3 separate regions of the Mus musculus genome follow, and regions 2 and 3 are each linked to region 1. A link is a contact called in ENCODE POLR2A ChIA-PET data. All regions are on one chromosome and are shown on one strand. Each heading gives the region's core, a stretch centred on a gene start or an enhancer-like site at or near the end of the contact. The rest is flanking DNA. Distances are from core to core; before and after follow the strand shown.

Region 1 (3,914 bases), core at 101-2,600:
AGACCAGGCTGGCCTCGAACTTGCAGAGATCTACCTGTCTTCCCCCCATCACCCACTTGTACGAGATGCTTTTAAAGCTTCCCAACTAAATAGCTTATTCACCTTTTTTGGACCCACAGGATTTTGAGCTGCTCTTGGGGCTCTTCAAGGCACAAAATACAGGGTCAAAGCTCATTCCCACTTAATTTGAACTTAGGTTGAATTTAACACTGACAAGCTTATGTGAAGGTTTCTACTAGCCAGAATTTAGATCGAGAACCACATCAACAGTTATTAATGAAGAAGTCATTCTGATACACATATCTGGTACTGTCACGGAAGCTGGGATACCTATGGGGCACCCCATGGGGGTTTCTATGTATTTTCTTTTATAAAACTTTCTAACTTGGAAATTCTAAACATTTCCTATCCCATCTCAGTAAATGTAAGGTTTCTACTAATAGTTGAAGATAGTCTTTCTCTCTTTCCTCTCTTTAAATTCAAGTACTGATTTTGTGCCTTATACATGCCAGCTGTGCGGCCACCACTGGGAATTTAACAGTGAACAAGACATCAGCGGTTTCCTTTCCATTCTCACACCTACTTTATTGTGCTATAATTCACATACCATACAGTCCACTAAGGCGCACAATTCAATGGTTTTAGTATATACATGGAGTTGTACATCTATCACCCACCAAAAGAAACCCCATGGCAATGATGTCACTTCTAATCCCCGCCCCTGTGAAAATTTGCGGGTCAAATAAATGGCTCACATCCAAGTGTCAGGAGACAAAGCAAATCACTGTTGGTAAAGGTCAAAACTGAGACGGGTCTTCCTGGCCACCTGCACCACCAGTGCCCTCATGACACTAAGGCATCTTGTGATCAATTGGCGTGTGTGTGTGTGTGTGTGTGTGTGTGTGTGTGTGTGTGTGTGTGTGTATACAATGCTTTAAAAGACACACACAGCTTCCGGTAGCGAACCGCAGCGTGCTCCACCTGAGAACAAACAGCAAGGCACCACGTCCCGAGCCACACCCGTGCCCCAGCAGCACGCAGGAAGACACCGACTTCGCGCTGGCGCAGACTCGGCTTCCGATTGGCCAGGCCTGTCCAAGGGCCCGCCTTCCGCACGCTGTGGGCTTAGCTAACCTAGGGTCACTGTCTTCGGGAGCCGCCGCGCGGGCTGAGCACAGAAAGCAGCCTTCAGCCGGTTCTCGGCCGGAGAAGGCTACGGTCCTTTTTTGACAAGGCCAGGCCCTGGGCTGTTCTAGGGGGCTCACAAGTCATTCTTTGTCCATTCTCTGCTCAGAAGGGAGGAGCTTCGCCTGCTCCCGCCCCGGAAGCGGAAGTGCAGGCATCAGGGGGTTCTGTCCACGGTGAGCCCGGCCCGTGTTGCAGCGGTCCCTCTTGGTGGTTCTATCGCGCCCTCTTGGCTGCTAGTTGTCGCGCTCTCCATCTCACCATGCTGTCTCTAGACTTTCTAGACGATGTGCGGCGGATGAACAAGAGGCAGGTGAGACGGGCCGCCCTCTCTCTCTCTGCCAGGGTTCCTCTGGTCTCTTTGCCGTTGCGGGGCGCCCCGCGGATCTCTGGGCGGGATTGAGGGCCTGCGTGGGTCGGTTGCCTGTATGGATCATTTCTTTCTTTGCAGACTGTAGGTAGCCAAGACCTCTTTGCCCCCATTCATAGCACCAGATTCGGGGGACCGAGAGGGAAGGAGAGAACCTTTGCGATCCCTTCCCCCCGAGGAGGCAGGGGAGTAAGTGAAAACTATAGGGCGCTTTGTAAGTGGGAGTTTGGGACACTGTAAAGCGGCAGACTTAACCGTTTCTGGTGGGGCTCTGGGGAAAGCCATTACAGGTCCCACAGGAGCCGTTGTGTTGCTTTCATTGTGTAGCCACCTTTCAGCCCAGCTAGACCTCAGTGAGCTTCATCCATTTTAACTAGGGTCACTCTAAGCTCGGAGTTGAATCTGTTATACCACTTGTGTGCCAGTTTCCTTGGCAGAAAGGTGACAGTCCACTGAATCTTTGATGATAGATGTCAGTGGAACAGAAATCTTGAAACTTAAATCAGATTTTATCCTTCAGTCTTGCTGTCTTCTAGCTCATGTGTTAGAAGGTACTGAGAACACGGTCACCTTTTTGTCTCCTGAACCGAATGTTCTGGTAGCAATTGACCTTTTCCCTGCCTCCCTACCCCCCTCGTATTTTGGTATTAAGAATTGTCTCATTTAAAGATTTGGTTTATTTTGGAACAGGACTTTGTTTTGCCCTGTTTATAATTATTACATAGAAAAGTAGGTCCGTCTCTTCTTAGACATACATACAAAATTGTGAGACATTCCAGTCAGAACAGCTTTAAGGAGTAGCTGTCACTTAACTGTCTTCTGTATGGACTCCTATTTCGGTGATGGGGATCAATACCAGGGCCTTGCATTCATCACAGGCTACCAGAACCGCGCTTCTAGTTTTGAAAGACCTTATTTTTATTACTTTATTTCGAGACAGAGTCTTGCTATGTAGTCCTCCTGCCTCAGCCTCATGAGAGGTAGATTTATAGATATATGTCACAACATGGCATCACTGGCTGGTATGACTCTGCCCTGTTGCCTGGAACTCACCGTGTAGCCCAAGCTGGCTTTGAGCTGGACTCCTGCCTTCGCATCTTGAGTCAGGGTAAATAACCGTATTTTCTTTTTTAAGTTTGTTTGATTGTTTTTCAAATGTGCTGAAAATCATTCCTAGCACTAGGCAAGTGATCTGTCACTGAGCACATGTATCCTCCATCTGGAAAGACCTTTTCTTCCTTCCTTCCTTTCTTTCTCCTCCTCCTCCTCCTCCTTCTCCTCCTTTTTTTTTTTTTTTTTTTAGATAAGGCCTCACATGTAGATGAGGCTGGTTTGGAAATCAGAGATCCACCTGCCTCTGCCTCAGCCTCTCTCTGCCTCTGCCTCCCAAATACTGGGATTGAAGGCATATTGGTGACACCATCCTCTCTTATTCCATTCCCAGAAATTTTGTGTATGTGTATTGCTGGTGATCATACTCAGGGCCTTTCATGTTCTTTGTTTGTTTTGAGACAGGGTTTCTCGTCCTGTTCTTGAACTTATTCTGTAGACCAGGCCAGCCTGGCACTCTGCCTGTCTCTGCCTCCCGAGTGCTAGAATTTAAAAGCATATGCAGCCAACTACCTCCCCAACCCCAACCTGGTCTTTCAGTTTCTAAGCATGTGCTCTTCCAGTAAATTATACCTGTAACCCTTGTTTTTAAAATTCTTTACTTTTAAGAAGTGTGCATGTTCACCATGTGTGTGTCTGCTGCGGGTGAGGCCAGAAGGCGGCACTGGGCCCTGTGGAGCTGGCCTCACAGTTGTGAGCCGCCATGTGGACACTGAAAACCAAAGCTAGATCTTTTGCAAGAGGAGCAAGTGCTCTCAACTGCCAAGCTGTGTCTCCTGCCCTTTACTTATTTTTTGTTATTATTGAGTGTGTGTGAATATGGGTATGCAGAGCTACAGACTGCATGTGACAATGGACAACTTGTGGTAGTTGGTTCTCTTCTACCACCTTCTTGAGGCAGGGTCTCACTTGTTCCTGCCATTTTGAGTACCCCAGAGTAGCTGGTCCTTGAGCTCCCTTTTAGAGTATATTTATTTTGTGTGTGCATATGTGTGTATGGGTGTGAGTGTGCCATGGTGAACGCGTGGAAGTTAGAGATTGACTTGGCAGAATCAGCTCTTTCTGCCAGGGACTCAGGGATTGAACTCAGGTCATCAGGCTTGGCACAGCGCCTTCACCAGTTGAGCTATGCTGTTGCTCGCCCCTGGCGTTTTGAAAGACAGCTTTTCTTGAACCAAGCACGATAGTACACATCTATAATTCCAGCATTTGGAAGGCTGAGCCAACCTGGGCAACATAATTGAAAGCT
Region 2 (4,048 bases), core at 700-3,199, 87 kb after region 1:
ACCCCCCCCCCAAAAAAGAAGAAATATCACACACACACAACATTGGTCTGATATCACTATTCAAATGCTAAATACTGGCCCCCAAGATCTGGTTGCACGCAACTAGAAGGTCTCATATACACCAAATGATGCTCTGTAAACCTTGCCCCACCCCCCAACTTATCCCAGCCAATAGAGATGACTGGGCAGAAGGCAGGGGGTGGAGCAAAGGTTCCCAGGCTTGGGATCTGAGGTAGAGACCATGAAGAGAGAAAAAGAAAGAAGGAAGTGGCCATGGGGGAGGTAGTTCATGAGCCCATGGCTATAGGGGCTGGCCTGATGGAGTAGAAGCGGCCCAGGCAGAGCATGGCAAGTGATACCTTGGGAGGTAGACAAAATAGCCCAACTTTAATGCTTTTAAGCTTATTATGAATCTACAGGTTTCTGTGTCTTTTATCTGGGAACAATATGGTCTGAAGTGGGGTAGAAACACCTAGTAGATATTTAAAGACAACAAGGGGATATAGCAACCCAATAATAATAATAATAATAATAATAATAATAATAATAATAATAACTACCACACACATACACAGCATTGCTCTTTTCAGAAGACCAAAGGAAGAGTAGTGGGATGCAGTGATCTGGGCTGAGAGAAACAGAACTGACATATCCTACCCTAAGTCAGTTCAGACTCCCTTCAGAGACTGTGACCTAACAAAGAGGTTAGTCATTCAACCTCAGTGACCACTTAATGAATAGATAACACTCATCCTTATCATATGGAACATCATAGTGATTACTAATGGATCGCATGTCAAGGTGCCCCCAGCTTCACTACAAGTCATTAGTGCTATATTTCAAAGGAGGTTGCCCTCAGATAATCTCCCAGATCCCAGAATCCAGGACTCCTCAAGGCCCCTATATAAAATGGTGTACCAAATACCTTCAATCATCTCTAGACAACATATACTTAAGTGTAAATAATATGTAAACAGTTGGTATGCTGTACTGTTTGGGAATAATAACGAGAACGCTCCTACATGTTCAGTACAGACATTTCTGTTTATTTTTTTGCTTCTGAAGCAAGATCTCATTATGTAGCCCACGCTGGCCTCGAACTCCTGACCTGCCTGTCCTGCTTCCTGAGTGCTGAGATTACTGCCTGCCCAATTCCTTTTTAAATGAACACACATGGGGATCATTGCGGGGGGTGGGGGTGTGGGGGACACACACCTAGATCTGAGTAGTAGCTCTACAAAATATTCAAAGCAGTGGAATTAAAAACTATTTAAGTATTATGAAAGCAATGAATATTTATTTTTAAAAAATCATTACACCATAGAATCAGATAACATGCCCTCCCCCATGAAAATAGCAAAAGTTAAAACAGAACAGCAACAACAGAAAGAAAACTGAAGCTCCCAATGTCAATTTGTCCAAAATGACTACGTGAAACACAAATACATCGTAATTCTTCCTGGACATCCCGGGAACACTGAACCTAGACAGCTTATTAGCTAAGCCTGGCTCCGACACGCCCCCTCAGAACCTCAGTTTCCCCACCTGGTCAAGGAGGCGGCTCGGTGGGATGTCGTCGAGCATCCCTTCCCAGTGTAAAGCCTGCGTTCCTAGGCTGCGCGTACCCAGCGCTCTGGTGTGAGCGGAGCCTCGAGGGCTCCGAAGAACCAGGACGCAGAGCTGCGCGTCCAGCCCGTCGGGCGCGGACACCGACGCCCCTCCCCCAAACTGCCCTGAGCTGGCTCCAGGCCCGTTACTCGCTGTCTCTCTGGCTGTTCCCCGCGGGGCGCGCGGCTCCTGACCTGCCTCTCCCGCTCGCCTCTCCAGGGACCAGGTCCTGTTCCCGCTATCTCTCTGAGCGCAAAAGCACCCCACGGTCTGGCCCGGCCCGGCCCGGCCCCTCTGGATTCACCTCAGCTCAAGCCCAAGGGGCACAGAGAACAATGGACGGGAGAGGCCCGCCCATGGCCACTCTCATTGGCTGTCCACAACAGTTCCTGAAATTCTGCTCCACTATTGGTGAAAACTGCGTCCAGATGGGCGTTGGGAGGGAAGTTCCACCCGATGCATTGCGGGAAATGTAGTTTACCCAGAGACGGGGGGGGGGGTGGTTTGTACCTGAGCGAACAGAGGGTTTGATAGCCGTAAGTAATGCCTCCGGATCAGAGGCAGAGGACGACCCAGGACTAGCTGTCTGTCTTCTAGTACTGCCCAAAGCTTTCACCTGAGACAGATAGTGCCAATTCTCTAAAGCTCGCGTGTATTTATCTATAAAAAATGAAAGCTGGGTGAATGTATCAGTCTTTTTCAGCTGAGAATTGAGTGGCAAATGAGCCCTCGAGAGCCAAAAGCTGACTCTAAGCAGAGAAGAAATCTGCGCAATCAAAGTTCCTCTTGGCCCAAGTTCGCACCTCTCCTGGAAATTTGCAGCTACGCACAGGCATTTGCACTCCGGGGTTGCACTCCCCTTTGTTTTCACACGTGGTATTCTTGCGTCTTCACGAAAGCCCCGCCCCGCTCTTTCTGCTTTGTAAGTCCTAGTCTATAGTCGGCTCCTTGGAACCTGCCCTACAGTTAGGCAAGAGGTTAGCTCTGGGAGGGAATGACCACCCAGGCACCCTAAAACAGGACACAAAGGACAATAGTGGTCCTTCCAGATGGGTCATCTCAAGGTCCCCAAAACAGGATGTAAAGAACAGCAATAGATGGTAGTGGTCTACTAGTTGGCTCAGCTTCAACTGGCTTCAGGGTATCTCTAGATAAGAGTATGCATGGAGTGCCTGCTACCCCTTCACCAAGTGAACTTTTCAGCTTTGAGGGCACTTAAGCCCCAAGACTGGGTGAAATGAGCTTCCAAGAAAAGTGTGCCACTTTGTTTTAGTGCCCGCCTTAATGGAGGGACAGGGAGAGGATAACAGATAAAGGATAAATCTAAACCCACTTCTGTCCCCGACACAGCCATTCCTACTCTGTACGGATTGCTCTCTTCCCAAAGAGCATACAAACTTTTACTCCCTTACTCGCTCTAGTTAAAACCCTTGACTTGGGGGCTGGAGAGATGGTTCAGTGGTTAAGTGTGGGAAGCCGTTGCAGAGTGGCAGTTGCAGAGTGGCAGTTGCAGAGTGGCAGTTGGCTACTGCTGGCCACTACACATACATAGGCAGTGAAGGTTCTTTTGCCAAGACAAGTTAACCAATCAGATGTGAGACACACCTCTCCTAGGCCTATGTAAGCAGCACCAGTTCTGGGCTCAGGGTCTTTTCGCCTCTACAATCAAGCTCTCCCAATAAACGTGTGCAGAAGGATCCTGTTGCAGCGTCGTTCTTCCTGGCCAGTTGAGCGCGCGTAAGAGTTAAGAGCACTTGCTGCTCTTGCAGAAGACCCCAACACCTACATTACAGCTCACAACAGTTTGTGGGCCTGGTTCCATGGGATCCATACTAAATAAAAACAAGAGAGTAACTACCTGGACACTCAGGTAGGAAATCTAAGGGAGAAGTGATAAACAATATCCTCCGTGGTCTACGATAAAATGCACCTTTACCCACTGAGCCATCTCGCTGACCCAGGAACTGTTGTTTTCTCATTTTGTCGTTTGCTTTCTCGTAGTCTATCAAATGAAAGAATTTGAATGTTGGAGAGATAGTTTACTGGTAAATAGCACTTCCTGCTCATTCAAAGGATCCGAGTTCAGATCCCAGCACCCGTATGGGTGCCTTACAACTCCCTGTAACTCTGGCTCGCACGCGCGCGCACGCGCGCACACACACACACAAACATACACACAGCAAAATAAATTCATTTCTTCTGACTTAAAATGATATTTGGCTTTAAATTTTTTATTTTATTTTATTTTATTTTATTTTATTTTATTTTATGTGCACTGGTTTGAGGGTGTAGGATCTCCTGACTGGAGTTATAAAAGTTGTGAACTACCATGTGGGTGCGGGAGGTTGTACCAGGGTCCTCTGAAAGAGCAGCCAATGCTCTTAACCACCAAGCCATCTCTTCAGCCCCACATCTGGGTTTTGGTTTTTTTTTTAAGGTT
Region 3 (4,201 bases), core at 1,474-3,973, 110 kb before region 1:
CGTGGGAATATCTGCCTTGGACCTACATAGCCCTGGATATCCTTGAACTGAAATGAGACTAGAAATACCCCCGAGGACCATGGGGCAGGCAGGAAGTGTGGGACACATAGACTCTGGAGCCCCAGCCACATGGCAATTGTCCATAGCCCCCAGGGAAAGCCCAGCCTCAGAGCCCAAGGGAAGGACCCCTTAAGAGCTTCACAGCGAGCCAGGGGGTGGTGACATGCACCTGTAATCCAAGCACTTGGGTGCAGGGGCAGGCGGGTCTCTGAGTTCGAGGCCAGCCTAGTCTACAGAATGAGCTCCAGGACAGCCCGAGCTACACAGATTAACCCTGTCCCTCAGAACAAACAAACAAACAAACAACAGCAGCAGCAACAAAAACCAAAAAGAGCTCTGCAGGAGATCTACAAAAAAGGCAGACCCAAAAGATGTTGAATTCAAAATGGAGGGCAGAACTTGCTTCGCAGCCAAGACCCTGGGCTGGAGCTGGACAGAGCTAGTAAAGTCCTCAAAGGACCCCTTCTTTGTTTCTTGGGCTCCATTCACCTCCACAGGAAGTCAGTCATTTGAGGGGCAGCAGACTGTGCAACCCATCCTCCAACATAAGTCAGACCTTTCCATAGTGCTGGGAACTGTCCCTCCCCCAGCCTGAGCTCAGCCCACTTCACAATCCCTTTTTGGCCATAGGCTCTTCCAGAAGCCAAGCAAACCTGGCTGCTCTGGTCAGGACCCGTTTGGGTCTGTAGCCAGTTGGCAGGGGGTGGAAGAGTACAGGGGAAACTGTCCCAAGTCCAGGGCTAGAAAATCCTTTCCCACTGCTCCTACCCGGAGCCTTCGGATACCCAACAAGAATAGTCGTCTTACAGCATCCCCACTAAGGTCCAAGGACTCAAGCCAGACAAACTTTTCTCACTTCCCGCCCTCTGGCTGATACACTATAAAAATGTCTAACACAAGCTCATCCAGGAAACATCCCCAGGTCCAAGCCTCCAGCCTTGTTCCTAACAGCTCCGAACTCACTCCCCTCTGCCTGGCTTTCAAAGCATCCTTTCTTCCCTTCCTCCACTGCAACATCTCCAAGAAGAATCCTGCTTCCTTTTCTTCTCTTTGTTCACTGCTATTGACAAAGGCCAGATGCAGAAAGAAGTGATACCCAGATAAATCACTTAGCCTAGTGAGATAAGCGATAAGTCACAGTGACAAGTGAGAAGCACGAGGCTCTCACAGGGCAGGCTGCTTCACTAAGGAGCACAATAAATGTCCACATTTCCTTGCAGCATTCCACAGAGCCAACAACTGGGGAAATGGTGCCCTACCACAACCCCCAGCAACCCAGGAGCCTGGGTGAGTTTGACTTAGTCACAGTACCGGCCCTCAGTCCTACCCCAAACACGTGACACCATTTGCCGAGTTTTATGCAGAAACAGGTTCCGGTTACATTTGAACTTTTCCAACTCCAAGGTCAATAGGACTCTGACGATCCAGGAAGTGCCCAGGGCTTCTTTTCCTGACTGTCCTTCGAGCCTGTATGTATTTATTCTCTCTCTCTCTCTCTCTCTCTCTCTCTCTGAGCGGAGAGCAGAAGTCTGTAAATAGTGTCTCAGAGAAGCAAGTTACGCAAGCTAAATTTTGGTGCTAAGAAGTAACAGCCTACTCCAAGGCCCACCCTGTTACATTTCCTTTTGGAAAATGGGCTCAGGAGCAGAGGGAAGCTGAGCTGCCCACAAGGGGCAGGAAGTTCCTGTCTCCGTGTCTCCAGGGCGATGCACTTGTTCTTGGGTGTCTGCATCTTGTTCTTAGAGTGTCTTTTGCAAGGCTTGCCTAGTGTCTGTGTATCCTTTGCAACTAGGGATAACCTAGCTCCTAAAACAAAGCCTTCCAATGTCTCTTTCTGCAAGGCCAATAAAGGGTTCACCAGTCCCACCCCTCCTGTGCCAGTTCAACCCCTACTGGGTCCCACTGGGCAGGGCAATTGACTCCTTCTGAGCTTCAAGCCACAGATCCTCCCTAGATCCCCAGACAAGGCCAACAAACAGCCACCTCCTGGCACCTTCCTCTCAACCAGACACAACACAGTGCAGGAAGGCCAAAGCCCTAGGCCCAGGGGAGGAACTTCAGTTATCACAAGGCCGATCTCGGACTCTAAGCTAAACAGCCTCTAATGGCTCCCCCCACACCCATCAACCAGCAGTCCCCTCCTTTGAAGCCTGAGGAATTTCAGCCACTCTGGATCCCCTTATCACTAACTGTGGAATTCAGCCCTGGGGTTAGCTTGGTGTGGGCGAGGGAGATAAGGAAAGGGCCCCTGTAAAATCACTCCAAACTATGGCCTTTCCCCTCTTGGGCCACACATTTGAAACCCTGGGGCCCTCAAGGGACCAAAAGGGTACCAAGAGGGTCCTCAGGGCCTTAGGGTTGAGAAAGTTTGAGGGCCCCGGTTTTACCCAGGCCTCCAGATTTCAGAGTGCTTTTGAGAGCCTGGCCACACCCGGCCACCACCCAAAGGACAGAGCAGCCTGGGGCAACCCAGGGCCCTGGGCGACTCACCTAGCCTCTGGCCGCACGCTAAGCAAGTAGCTGCGACTGGCTGGGCCGGGCGTCCACACCGGCCCGTCGTCCTCGCTATCTCCACCAGCTCCTGCTCGACCACCCAGGCCCCAGCCCCGGCCCGCGGCCCTCCGCGACCCCATGGCACCGCAGCCCCTGCCTCCAGCCCCGGCTCCTGCCCGACTCTGACGCGCGCCCCTATTTATAACCCGGGGCTGCTGTCACCTGCTGCTGTCCCTCCCCCGGTTTAGGCAGCTACTCAGCCTAACCCGGGAGCCAGGGAGGCCTGCAGAGAAACTCCGTGAATGCCGACCCAGAGACAGAAAGAAAGGGTCCTTAGAACCCCAGCCTCCTCACAACTTTCTTCTGGCTTTCTTTCAGTTTTTAGAGAAACAAGTAGAACGAGGGTAGAGAAGAGTTCCTAGGGGAGGAGAGCTTAAGATAGATCCTGAAAGGGGCCACACTGACAGCCACCAGCCAGTGGTCTGTGGGCCACTACTTAAGACATACTCTGTCACCTCTATCAGTGACCTCCCTCTATCCAAAGGAGCCCAAGATTCCTGGGTATACATTGTGTGTCTCCCCCAAACCCTTAGCAGTATCTAGCATAGATTAGTGGTTCATCAAAGGCTTCTAGAATAATCCAACCTCTTCCATCCCTTCAGGCTCCATTTCCTAAGGTCAGAAAATGGGCCAAGTCCTAATGCTTAGAAAAACGATTCTATCCTTCACCGTTCCCAGAGCAAGCTGCTAAGCACAGCTTAAACCTGGCGCTTAGTTTTTGGGAGTGACCACAGTGGGTTTATCTGTCCCTGACCACAGACCTAACCTGGGCCAATCAAAGGTCTTCACCGAAATATTTGTTTATTCTCTCTCTCAGTCCTGGCTTCAAGGCAATTGCTGAGACTACAGGTGTGTGCCTTCATTCCTGACTTACCAAAACACTCTTTAAAAAAAAAATGCATTCCCTATATTTTCTTTTCTTTCCTGCCTCTAAGCTCTCCTTTGCTCTCCTGCTCACTCTATTTCAATTTCATGGCCTCTTTTTCTTTAATTCTTGTTACAAATATTTCTTTAATTGTTGTTACACCACACACACACACACACACAACCTGCCCAGTCTGTATAATGTTACGTGTGTGTATATCTTCAGGCTGACCGTTTGGTACTGGATAACCAGTTGGTCTGCTTCCCCTTGGGGAAGACTGTTTCTCTGGCTCTCAGCATTCCTTAATTGCCTATAGTTATTTGTTTAGGTTTGAGGCCCTGTGAACTTTCCCTGTTCCATGACAGCACGGTTACTTGTATCATCCCTCATCAGGTCATGTTTAGGCAGCATGTCTAGGTGTTGGTGAGACTTCATGTATATAATTTCTGACATTTCTAGGAGATACACTGTTACCGAAACTTCTTGTTTCTACAGTCTTCCCCCTTTCTCTTCAACAATGATCCCTGAGCCTCGGGTGGAGGAGTTGTGTTGTGAGCACACGCCCCCATTCATCTTTGTTCTTGAGTCTTCTGAAGATGCATGCCTTAAGATCCCTCTAGCTTCAGTACCAGCTTTTAAATATTTACCAACTGGGGTCACATGATCTCAGGCCTCAAAGAGGCTTACAAAATAACTAGATAGACTAATACGTAAGACACTGCA

Evidence for each region. ChIA-PET counts read pairs that join two places held with the same protein, here RNA polymerase II (POLR2A).
Region 2: POLR2A ChIA-PET joins it to region 1 with 14 read pairs in Patski. The contact joins the promoter of Zscan2 here to the promoter of Sec11a in region 1. POLR2A ChIA-PET finds 5 or more read pairs at or near these places in 4 of 5 experiments (Patski and embryonic stem cell).
Region 3: POLR2A ChIA-PET joins it to region 1 with 18 read pairs in embryonic stem cell. The contact joins the promoter of Alpk3 here to the promoter of Sec11a in region 1. POLR2A ChIA-PET finds 5 or more read pairs at or near these places in 4 of 5 experiments (Patski and embryonic stem cell).

The regions. Positions count from the first base shown.
Region 1 is chr7:80,944,986-80,948,899 of GRCm38, reverse strand. Sec11a (SEC11 homolog A, signal peptidase complex subunit) reads left to right here and starts at 1,350. Exons shown (of 6, transcript NM_019951.1): 1 at 1,350-1,498. The coding sequence starts at 1,448.
Region 2 is chr7:80,858,832-80,862,879 of GRCm38, reverse strand. Zscan2 (zinc finger and SCAN domain containing 2) reads right to left here and starts at 1,949. Exons shown (of 3, transcript NM_001382511.1): 1 at 1,803-1,949.
Region 3 is chr7:81,056,122-81,060,322 of GRCm38, reverse strand. Alpk3 (alpha-kinase 3) reads right to left here and starts at 2,723. Exons shown (of 14, transcript NM_054085.2): 1 at 2,551-2,723. The coding sequence starts at 2,693.